Linked DNA regions of Homo sapiens: all the other regions are linked to region 1. Evidence: read pairs that join two places in POLR2A ChIA-PET (ENCODE). Cell type or tissue: MCF 10A. All regions are shown on one strand.

Region 1 (4,000 bases):
GTGACTTAGATGAGGTCAGAATAGATGAGATCTTTTTCTCTTTCACCCCACCTCTTAGACAGTAGCATTTTGTTCTTACATCTTATGTATATTTTCCACACATTGCTGTTTTGTTTTTGTTTTTGTTTTTGTTTTTTTTAAAGATGGAGTCTTGCTCTGTCACCAGGCTGGAGTGCAGTGGCTTGATCTCAGCTCACTGCAACCTCTGCCTCCCGGGTTCAAGAGATTCTCCTGCCTCAGCCTCCCGAGTAGCTGGGACTACAGGCATGCGCCACCACGCCCATCTAATTTTTGTATTTTTAGTAGAGACGGGGTTTCACCATGTTGGCCAGGATGGTCTCGATCTCTTGACCTCGTGATCTGCCCACCTCAGCCTCCCCAAAGTGCTGGGATTACAGGTGTGAGCCACGGCGCCCAACCTGAAAATTTATTTTTAAAGAATTTATTGGCTGGGTATGGTGGCTCACGCCTGTAATCCCGGCACTTTGGGAGGCCGAGGAGGGCGGATCACCTGAGGTCAGGTGTTCGAGACCAGCCTGGCCAACATGGAGAAACCCCCATCCCATCTGTACTAAAAATACAAAAATTAGCTGGGCATGGTGGCGTATACCTGTATTCCCGGCTACTCAGGAGGCTGAGGCAGGAGAATCACGTGAACCCAGGAGGCAGAGGTTGTAGTGAGCCAAGGTCACACCACTGCACTCCATACTGGGCAACAGAGCAAGACTCCATCTCGAGGGAAAAAAAAAAATAAGAAAGAATTTATTTATACTTTATAAAGATTTTAAACTATTACTGTGATGACTACTATGTAGTATCACATGTGATAGTGGTAATGAGTTTTCTTCTGAGATTAATTGCAGAGCTTGTCTTTCGTATGGGTCCAATATATTACTTTTCATTGTGTTTTATTTGTGCAGGACAATTTGCTCTTCAGTTATCATACCAAAACAATATAAATCCTCAACTCCTTTGAGTTTGTTAAAGATTACTATAATAATATAATCCCTGCCAAACTAAGCATGTGAATTCATGCCCACACATGGGTTCAGTGTTCAAAATAGTTAAATGCTGTATTGATTTATGTGTTTAGGGAACAAGGTTGAACAAAAGATCTTCTAACCAATTAGAACATTTAGCTTTCTTTTTTAGGCAATAAATTCCTTTACTTGAAACACAGCAGAAGATATTAACATCTGCCTAAATTTTTTCATTGTCACATATGGAAGTAAGTGACCCTGCTGTCACTGTTCCATGTTTTCTTGTGAAGAGCTAAGTTGTCACTACCCAACTGTGACACTGCATGGACCAACTCCTGCAGGCGAGTCAGAAAAAAAGCCGGGATAGTAAGAAAGGAACCTAAAAGAACCTTAATTGGAAATTTAAAAAACAAAGTTCAAAGGCCCTGCTTTTATTAATGTATTTCTGTTTATGGTTTTCAGGGGGTGAAGCCAGCCAGTTTTGACAAAGTAGCAATTCCTGAAGTGAAGGAAATTATTGAAGGATGCATACGACAAAACAAAGATGAAAGGTAAGTTGCCTCTTTTGATCTGGGTGATACTTGAACAAAACCTAAAAAGTAATGTGCTTTGAGTACAACACACATTCTACGGTGTATTTAATATTTGTGATTGGTTTCTCTATTTGTGCCTGTAACATTTTTAAAGGTAGGGTTTTGTTCATTGTGGTTATTCAGATTTGATATACTGGAACACTGTAAAAATATGGTTTGGTAGAGTTTCAGTAAACCAGAACCACCATAAACATAGCTACATTCCATGAGAACTGCTTACTTAAAACATCAGCATGATTTATAAAACTCAAAAAAGAGTTTAATATCTAACACAGGAAATCTTTTCTTAGTCCTTTACCATTGAATTCTAAGTGGTGAAATAAAACTTTGGCTCTTTAAAGTCAGCTCAGCTATTACAGGTCTGATTTGCCGTCCTTACGCCAGAATTGAAGAAGAGCAAAACATCAAAATTCCTTGAGTAAAAAGAGAAGACTTGGCCCAGGGGTTGGAAGGAGATGTGGCTTAGTCATTTGTACTAACAGAGGGCTTCTCTTAGAGGAGTGGCAAGTATCTGATCTGCCATGTAGCTGATTCATCACCCGTCAGGCATGGCGAAGGTCCAGTGTCTGTTTCTGAAAAACAGTCTATCTTTGCCACCCCCTTCCATCCTCCAAAAAAGAAAAAGGAGACCAGCTAGTACAAATACAAATTGCAAATTGAGCATAATCTACCACTTGAAGAATGAGAGCTATCAGATGTATCAACCGAATTAAAGAATTCCATCTTTTCACCTCTCCAGTCTCGTTCTTTTTATAACATCGTTATTTAGAAGAGCTTAACTTCATGGTTTTTAAGCCTTTATTAAGTAAAAATTTAGTTTGAGTTTTCATTTTTATATATGCTGGGTACTTAAATCTCTTTAAGAACTTTTTACTATAAACAAAGGAATGTTTGTTTCAACTCTTTTTTTTTTTTTTGGACACAGTCTTGTCACGTCGCCTAGGCTGGAGTACAGTGGCATAGTCTCAGCTTACTGCAACCTCTGCCTTCCAGGTTCAAGCAATTCTCCTGTCTCAGCCTCCTGAGTAGCTGGGACTACAGACGCACATCACCGCACCTGGCTAATTTTTGTATTTTTAGTAGAGACAGGGTTTCACCATATTGGTCAGGCGGGTTGCAGACTCCTGACCTGAGGTGAACCACCCACCTTGGCCTCCCAAAGTACTGGGATTACAGGTGTGAGCCACTGGGCCCAGCCTGTTTCAACTCTTGTTGGAGCAGTTTATTAGATGATTGGCATATTGAAACCATTTTATCTTAAGATTGTTTCACAATCAGACTTCTGCTTGCCCAGTACACAAATTATTGAACAAGGAATTAAGAGAACTTACTGGTGTAAATAAAGCTTGCTGTGGTAGAAAGTACCAAACTAGAAACAAAAATATTTATTTTCTAGTTTCTATTTCAGCATTTACAGCTTTTATAACTGTGAGCAAGATTCTCAACCTTTCTGGGCCTCCATTTCCTAATAATCAGGAGATGATATCAAATTGGGTGTTGGTCAGACAAGATCATAAATATGAAGATTTGTGTTACTTATAAAATGCTATATAAATGATCATGTGGTATTTTGAAGCTTTAATAGAGCCAATTGTGTTAGCCCACCATTACTAGTATACTATTACTAATAAGATCATTGGATTTAAAAATTATGTTACAATTGTGTTAGCTCGCCATTACTAGTATACTATTACTAATGAGATCATTGGATTTAAAAATTATCACTGTCAGCTCTTATTCATGAATGAGATTGTTATGATGTTTTATAACTTCAGAGTAAACCTCTGTAGGCACCCTTCAAATTCAGCAATGTAAAAATGAGTTATACTTTCCCCTGTATTTTTTCCCATTTTTTTCTTCTGCGAATAACAATAATTGGCCACATTTGAAAATTATTTTTTCAAACTAATGGTGTTTTATTTTTGTTCCTTTTCTTTTCCCTCTGTTTGGAAGATATTCCATCAAAGACCTTTTGAACCATGCCTTCTTCCAAGAGGAAACAGGAGTACGGGTAGAATTAGCAGAAGAAGATGATGGAGAAAAAATAGCCATAAAATTATGGCTACGTATTGAAGATATTAAGAAATTAAAGGGAAAATACAAAGATAATGAAGCTATTGAGTTTTCTTTTGATTTAGAGAGAGATGTCCCAGAAGATGTTGCACAAGAAATGGTAAATTGACATTAGCCATTTTAAAATTGATTTAGACTTATATATATCAATACTATCATTAAGCAAAAAAGCAGTTGATGAAGTGCCGTGTGTGGCATATCCCATTGACATAAAATTGTGATGGCCCTAAAAGTTATCTTTGATTAGTGGGATTTTCGTGTGTGTGTGTTTTTTTTTTTTTTAAACTTCTTTGTATTGCTTTTATAATGGGTGTTAGATTTTATAGTCCTTTTTAAAAGTAAATTTTTTTTTTT
Region 2 (4,000 bases), 77 kb before region 1:
TTTAAATTTTTTATTATTAATTTTTTTTTCGTCTTTTCCTTTTTCTTTCTTTTTTTCTGAGACGGAGTCTCACCCTGTCACCCAGGCTAGAGTGCAGTGGCGCCATCTTGGCTCACTGCAACCTCCACCTCCCGGGTTCAAGCAGTTCTCCTGCCTCAGCCTTCCGAGTAGCTGGGATTACAGGCATGCCATCACGCCTGGCTAATTTTTATATTTTCAGTAGAGACAGGCTTTCACCATGTTGGCCAGGCTGGCCTCAAACTCCTGACCTCAACTGATCCACCTGCCTCAGCCTGCCAAAGTGCTGGGATTACAGGTGTGAGCCACCGTGCCCGGCCAATGATCTTTTTTTTTTTTTTTTTTAAAGTCATTCGTAGAAATTGGAAGGAAATATCTATCGTGCTAACATTCATTAGAGTTTAAGATTATGAATGACTTATTAAAATATAAAATGATAAGGACAGTACATGTAAACTCTAGAACGAATTTTAAATTCTTAGTAATACTGGTAATAGTTATTAATACAGGTATGACTTCTCTCTCGTGCTGTTTCTGGTGAACACCACCACAGGGTCACAGTAAGGTTCTAAAAATATGAGCAAAAGCTGGTACTACCAGGAAATTCAAATTCCATACCTGGGAATCTCAGAACTCAGGGAGGAATAAACATTACAGGGGGAGCAAACAATAATGGGGAGTATTGTTTGAGAAATAAGAAATTAAGAATTTTACTGCTCTAAAATGTAAAAGTAAAACAGGTGAAGTCTGGATTTTCTTTTGTTTTTATGAAGTTCAGTGGGAGAGCATTCTCTTCTGTTAAAATTGCCACTAATTATGTGTTTTTTCTAAATCATATTGTCTGCTTTTCTCCAAAACAGTTGAATAATGTACTCATTTTCATAAAATTTTAGAAAAATTAGTGAGTAAATTTTTGGCAGTTATTTTATTTGACATGTGAGTGGTATTTGCCTTCAGATTTCGAATTCCCTGTTGGGAAAGTAATATGGTTATGTTGCTGTGACTATAATATTAAAATGCACAGACACACTATAAATTCCCTTTCCCTTAATTTTCTTTGCCTTTCTTTTCTTTCTTTTCTTTTCTGTTTTTTTTTTTTCTTTTTTTTTTTTGAGACATAGTTTCACTTTGTAGCCCGGGCTGGAGTGCAGTGGCACGATCTGGGCTCACTGCAACCTCTGCCTCCTGAGTTCAAGTGATTCTCCTGTCTCAGCCTCCTGAGTAGCTGGAATTACAGGTGCGCGCCGCACCTGGCTAATCTTTGTATTTTTAGTAGAGACAGGGTTTCGCCATGTTGGCCAGGCTGGTCTTGAATTCTTGACCTCAAGTGATCCACCTGCCTCACCCTCCCAAAGTGCTGGGATTACAGGCGTGAGCCACCGCGCCTGGCTCCTTTCCCTTAATTTTCTGAAAGAAAAATTCACATACAGCCGTGTGAATTGACTGGACTGTGAAATTAAAATAATGGATTTTTTTGGTCTTTATACTGCAAGTTTGAGAAATAAAGAACAAAGCATTTTCTCTGTGGATGCGAAGAACTCTGTACTTGACTCAGCTTCCTTTTTCTCTTGCCTGCATTTTTTGTTTACTTCACTGGCTTGATTAGTCATAATAAGGCTCAGTACCTCTGCCATTCCCAATGTTAAGCAATTTTTTAAAATTTGGAATTTTGTGGATAATCATTAACAGAGTTGCTTAATGGGTAATGTTGTTTTCTTTATGGAAATAATTTGAGGCACCTTTTCTGGGGTTCTTGGCAAGAAATATGAGTTTATTATGGATATTTAGGAAAGAGGATGTAGAAATAAACCTTTGTTTGTAGTATGAAGCTGTGATAATCTGCCCCATCTTTGTCTAATTCCGTTTTAACTTCTGTCCTTAACATGTTTCTCTTCTTAATCAGTTGTCAGTGAAGATTTATTTATCAGGAGATGGGAATGGAGTATTTTGGATATACTTCAAGTTTTGAATGATAACCGTTAAAATACATACAATGTTTTAATAGTGAGATACACTGATCACAAAAATATGGTCTGATTTAACTTTATTTTGTGGTACTTTTCTTCTAAGTTTAGACAGATGATAGAAATTCACAAAAATTTCAGTCATAGTTATGGCCACAGTTAGGCATTCCCAAAGGAAGTGTGTTGCATTCCTAAGTGTAGTGTGTTGCATGCACTACTGAGCATAATGGGAAAAGAAAAGTGCTATAAAAACCTAAGTACCAAGTAACTAGCTAGAAAAAGCTTTTAATGGGAGAGCTGGCATGGTCATTAATCTGGTAGAATAGTATTTGAGGAAACAGTTGCATGTGTTAAGCTGCAGTTTCTTTTGGTTATTGAAAACCAAATAGGAAATTCTGAATTAATACTTACATGCTGAAGTATCTTTGTGGAGCTTATTTTGAGCGTTAGAGTGGGAGACTTAGTTCTAATGCAAACTATAGAAGAATGACCTTGGGTAAGTTTGTTGTCTAATTAGTAAACTGAGTGGTAGAGTTGGATAATCCTGTCAGCTTTAGGCCCATGCCTTAAATATGCTTCTTATCCTCTCACAGTCAAAAAGGATTTTTACCTTGGTACAGTCTGATTCCTGCAACACCTCTCTAGTTATTGAATGTATAGTAGTTTGCTATAGACAGACTACTTTGCAGTGGCTATCAAACCTTTCTGAGACTCATTCTAAGAAATACATTTACATTGTGACTTAGTATATGCACACATAAAAAGAAGAAAGTTTCACAAAATAGTTTCCTTACTAGCAATGAGCTGTTTTTTGTTTTATTTCGTTAACAACAACAACAACAACAACAAAAACTGCTAACCATCTTTTTCTTGGGGTTGCACTACTGTCCAATGAGCACATAGTGAGGGCAGTACTGCTAACGCCTACATAACATGCCTGCATCATCTAGAGCTTTGCTTTACCTTGGTACAATTTTTGGAAGAATGAAAAACTGCTTTTCCACAGGGGGAAAATACTGTTTACTGCCCATCTTTGAAAAACATTTTACTTAGAGCATAAACTTGAAGCTAGATCCTTTTAACCACTTAATTAAATCATACAGTAAGTTGTTGATAGCTATTTGCCACAAAATGAAAATATAGTGGCTATATGAATTTTAGCTGCTGTCACTGTTCATTAATCATAACATAAGCTCTGAACACAGTGTTTCTTCTTAGAAAGGTACAAATGATTATGATTTTGTATAACAACTGAAGTTAGGTGTGTGTGAAGTTTTATAATTGCTGGTCTTCATTAGATAAATTAAATTATAATTAAATGATCTGTTTTATTTTTGCTTTTTATTTGGTCTCTTATTAATAGGCACAATACTGGCATTAGCTATAACACAAACCAATGGCACTAAAAATCTTCAGAACCTTTTTGGATTTGAGTTTTTGAAAGATATTTTGTGGAGACTACAGATTTAATTTTAAAGTATAAATATGCTCTTATTTTAAATAAATGGGGTTTATACTTTGTGTTCTAATGATTGAGATAACTTTTTTTTTTGAGAACTTAAATTAAAATTCCCAGTCTTCTCTAGTTCTGTCAGATTTCTTTGTTCCCCCTCCCAGTGGTTGAGTTCTTATGGGATTTGTGGCTTATTTTTAAAATCCAATGATTAAAATGAAGTTTTCTGGCAATATTAATATTTGTGTGAATCTGGATATCCTCCTCACTTAACTTCTAAGGCTTTTTCTTCATCTGAAAATGACAATTTTGTATACTTGGCTGGATTATTTTAAGTAACAAGTAACAAACACTGTGGTAGACTAACATTTGAGTTTGAAGTTTCATATAATTTTAAATCATTGTCATCGACTGACTTTGGAAAGTAACTTCTGAGATTTTTGGTCTGAAGTGACCCTGAAAGTTTATGACCTAATTATCATTTTATTAGGTCTGAATGTGAATGTTGCACTTTGAGAGGAAATAGTATAGAAGTAGTTACATTGCTGGGTGACTGATCTAGCAA
Region 3 (4,000 bases), 160 kb after region 1:
TAAACTTTTCTCTACATTTTGGATCATTTGAGTAGATTGGTTTTTCCTGTTCATAGAATTACTGGATCAAAAGATATGTTTTTAAGACCCTTACTGTAACCATTTTCAAACTTGCTGCTTCTCAGATACTTTTATTATTTTTGGGAAGAAACAAATACTTACTGGGTTCCTATAATTTTTCACTTAAACCCTTTTAAACTTATGATATGCTTCAGACATGCAAAAAGATACAGAGAATGATGTAATTAATATCTGTGTATCTACCACCTAGCTTAAGAAATAAACAGTCACAGACTTAAAATTCCTGTGCAGCTCTTCCTGATTATAAATGTCTGTATTTACCAACAGTGATGTGGATATTTAATCTTTTTTTTTTTTTTTTTTTTGAGACAGAGTCTTGCTCTGTCAACAGGCTGGAGTGTTGTGGCGTGATCTTGGCTCCCTGCAACCTCCACCTCCTGGGTTCAAGCTATTCTTCTGCCTCAGCCTCCCAAGTAGCTGGGACTACAGGCCCAGCTAATTGTATTTTTAGTAGAGACGGGGTTTCACCATGTTGGCAAGGATGGTCTCGATCTCCTGACCTCGTGGTCTGCCTGCCTTGGCCTCCTGAAGTGTTGGGATTACAGGCGTGAGCCACTGCTCCCGGCTGATATTTAATCTTAACCATTAATTCAGGTCTGCGTCCAAGATCTTTTGGACCAGAATTCAGAATTTTTTTCAGATTTTTAGAGAGATGACATGCATATATTATATATAAGCTAACTTTTCAAGTATGTTTTGGGAATGGTCCCTAATTTCTTCATTAAACACTTTGGGATTACTGACCCAGTCCAGGTCTGGTTTTACTATCATATTAGTTATAAATTTTTGGATTTTTAGACATTTTTGTTATTCAGTCTTGTGAATAGACGTTTGTGAACAGGTACATCTGTTTTACTTTGTTCAGCTTAATCACTGGTAGAATTTGTTGAACTTTGTGTTGAGCTGATCACGATGTAGTATGAGATGTATAAAATGCAAGGTAACATAATTTTATGTCCAAACAATTTAATATTTTAGGATTTTATGAAATCAGGTTATCAGTGAGCACTAGAGTCGTTGGGGAAGGCTACACAACCTAGAACTTGACTTGTTTCAACTAAGTGGCGCAGATTGCTGTTACAACTGGAGAACAACTATGATTAACAACCTTGTGTTTATTTCTAAGTATCTAGCTTGACAAAATATTTGTCATGATGAGAACTTTGAGAGAACTTATAATTAACTTGATTAATTGATAAGAATTATTAAAAACTGCAGTTAACTTGATTGTAAACTGAGTTACCCTTCCATTAAAAAAAGGCGAAATAGTAACTGACAAGTGTTAAGATTGCTCGTTTACAATTGATGTGTCATTGCTGCTCCAAGCAGAGGTGGCCTTTCAGATAGGTATGCTCTGAAACAGTGCTGCTTTAGCCACACTGTCGTGTAGTTTTAGTCTCTAGTCAGTATTGGAGAATCAGATTAAGGTTATACAACTAGATGCGTAGTGTTAGCAGACTTAATACATTTTAGTTACATGCTGAGTGTAGAGGCAGAGAAATCTGTGCCTTCATTAACTTGTAGATTTATTTTCTTTCTGTCTTTCTGTCTGTCTGTCTTTGGGTCTGTCTGTCTTCCTTTGTCACCCAGGCTGGAGTATAGTGATGTGATCATAGGTCGCTGCAGCCTTGAACTCCTGGGCTCAAGCTGTCTTACTGCTACAGCCTCCCAAGTAGCTAGGGCTAAAGATGTGTGCCACCACACCTGGCTAATTAAAAAAAAAGTTTTTTGTGGAGACGAGGTCTTGCCGTGTTGCCCAGGCTGATCTGAAGTGATCCTTTCGCCTTGGCTTCCCGAAGTGTTGGGATTATAGGCATAAGCCATGTGCCTGGTGATTTTTTTTTTTTTTAAACTTCCTGCTACTTACAGAGATATTAGCAATCTGTCTATGCCTAGCCCATTAATTGCTGTGTAAATTAGTGCCGAATGGTTGTGGAGGTCTTTATTTAAACCTGTAGTTTATAATGAGACTTAAAAAAATGTAAGTTTTTTTTTTTGTTTGTTTTTGAGACAGGGTTTCACTCTGTTTCCCATGCTGGGATGCAGTGGTGTGTTCTTGGCTCACTGTAGCCTCTGCCTCTGGAGTTCAAGCAATTCTTATGACTCAGCCTCCTGAGTAGCTGAGATCATAGGCGTGTGCCATCATGCCTGGCTAATGTTGGTATTTTTGGTAGAGACGGGGTTTCACCATGTTGCCCAGGCTGGTCTCGAACTCCTGAGCTCAGGAGATCCACCCATCTTGGCCTCTCAAAGTGTTGGGATTACAGGCCTGAGCCACCACACCAGGCCAAAAAAAGTAAAGTAATACACACTCACTATAAAAAGAAAATGGAACAGAGAAGAAAAGTATGTAAGTAAGGAAAAAGGTGATTCCATCTGGTCTTTCAGAAATAGGCTTTTACCGTACAAATCATTTCTGTGTATATACAAACATACGTGTATATATCCTTTGTACACAAATGAGATTGCCTCGTAAGCATTCTTCTGTAACCTGGTTTTTTTCCCACTTCACAATATGTTTTTGCATGTCAGATCTATATCTTAGATATAGATATTTACTTAATTTTTTTTTGTTTTTGTTTCTTTTTCCTTTTTTTGAAATGAAATCTCACTGTCACCCAGGCTGGAGTGCAGTGGTGCAATCTCAGCTCACTGCAACCTCCGTCTCCCAGGTTGAAGTGATTCTCCTGCCTCAGCCTCCCAAGTAGCTGGGATCACAGGTGTGCGCCACCATGCCTGGCTAATTTTTGTATTTTTAGTAGAGATGGGGTTTCACCATGTTGGCTAGGCTGGTCCCGAACTCCTGATCTCAAGTGATCTGCCCTCCTTGGCCTCCCAAAGTGTTGGGATTACAGGCATGACCTACTGTGCCCTGCCTCTTTTTCTTTCTTTTTTTTTTTTTGAGACAGTCTTGCTCTGTTGCCCAGGCTGGAGTGCAGTGGCATGATCTTGGCTCACTGCAACCTCTGCCTCCGGAGTTCAGGCAATCCTCTCACCTGAGTAACTGGTACTACAGGCACACACCACCTTGCCCAGGTAAGTTTTGTATTTTGGTAGAGACAGGAATTCACCATGTTGTCCAGGCTGGTCTTGAACTCCTGACCTCAAGTGATCTGCCCACCTCAGCCTTTTAAAGTGCTGGGATTACAAGTATGAGCCACCATGCCTGGCCATTGTTTTTCTTTTCTTTTTTTTAAATTAGGATTGCCTGAAAGAAATTTTTTTTAAACAGCAGCATTGTCTTTTGTAGTTGAGAGATACATAAATTTATTCAACTAATCTCTTTGGAAATTTAAGCGGTCTCCTTGCTGGTACAAACAATGCAATAATTGAATATCATTGCACATTATGTCCTTGAACCTGTGAAAATATATTTTATGGAGAATATTTTTTAAAGTGAAACTTCTAGTTCAACAATGTGCACATTTTAAATTTTGATAGATTGTGCCAAATTGTACCTCAGTGGGATTTTAAATTTTTGGTTTATTGTTCATCTTTTCACAGGGAGCCTAGGATAGCAGCATATTTCTCGTCCCTAGTAATATTTATAACCCTTTAAGAAAATGAACAGGATCTTTAAACATGTTGAAATACAGTATTAAAAATATTTGACTCGTTGATGAGCATAACCCCATTACATCAGGTTGTACTAGTAATTTTGAGATTTATGTGAGAATTTCACATATAATTATTTAAATAGCTAATGGGTGGTATATTACATCAGGTTACATCAGGTTGGACTAGTAATTTTGAGATTTATGTCAGAATTTCACATATAATATTTAAATAGCTAATGGGTGGTATATTACATCAGGTTGGACTAGTAATTTTGAGATTTATGTCAGAATTTCACATATAATTATTTAAATAGCTAATGGGTGGTATATTACATCAGGTTGGACTAGTAATTTTGAGATTT

Evidence for each region. ChIA-PET counts read pairs that join two places held together with the same protein. Peaks named below come from ENCODE experiments on the same cell type or tissue, not always from the same donor. Only the 100,000 strongest peaks of a DNase experiment are listed, where the experiment ranks them.
Region 2: POLR2A ChIA-PET joins it to region 1 with 6 read pairs; 4 of 35 experiments call an interaction of 5 or more read pairs at or near these places.
Region 3: POLR2A ChIA-PET joins it to region 1 with 8 read pairs; 1 of 35 experiments calls an interaction of 5 or more read pairs at or near these places.

Annotation. Positions count from the first base shown.
Region 1 is chr12:855,719-859,718 of GRCh38, forward strand. It overlaps WNK1 (WNK lysine deficient protein kinase 1), which reads left to right. Exons shown (of 28, transcript NM_018979.4): 5 at 1,443-1,531; 6 at 3,527-3,746. Among named protein-coding and RNA genes, the nearest start is that of RAD52, 92 kb to the right of the region's middle. In MCF 10A, no CTCF peak of the experiment used is centred here; a DNase peak (open chromatin) is centred at 2,063.
Region 2 is chr12:778,293-782,292 of GRCh38, forward strand. The region is part of intron 1 of WNK1 (WNK lysine deficient protein kinase 1); the gene reads left to right. It also overlaps the pseudogene RNU4ATAC16P. Among named protein-coding and RNA genes, the nearest start is that of WNK1, 28 kb to the left of the region's middle. In MCF 10A, no CTCF peak of the experiment used is centred here; a DNase peak (open chromatin) is centred at 1,579.
Region 3 is chr12:1,012,106-1,016,105 of GRCh38, forward strand. The region is part of intron 1 of ERC1 (ELKS/RAB6-interacting/CAST family member 1); the gene reads left to right. Among named protein-coding and RNA genes, the nearest start is that of ERC1, 23 kb to the left of the region's middle. In MCF 10A, no CTCF peak of the experiment used is centred here; a DNase peak (open chromatin) is centred at 2,186.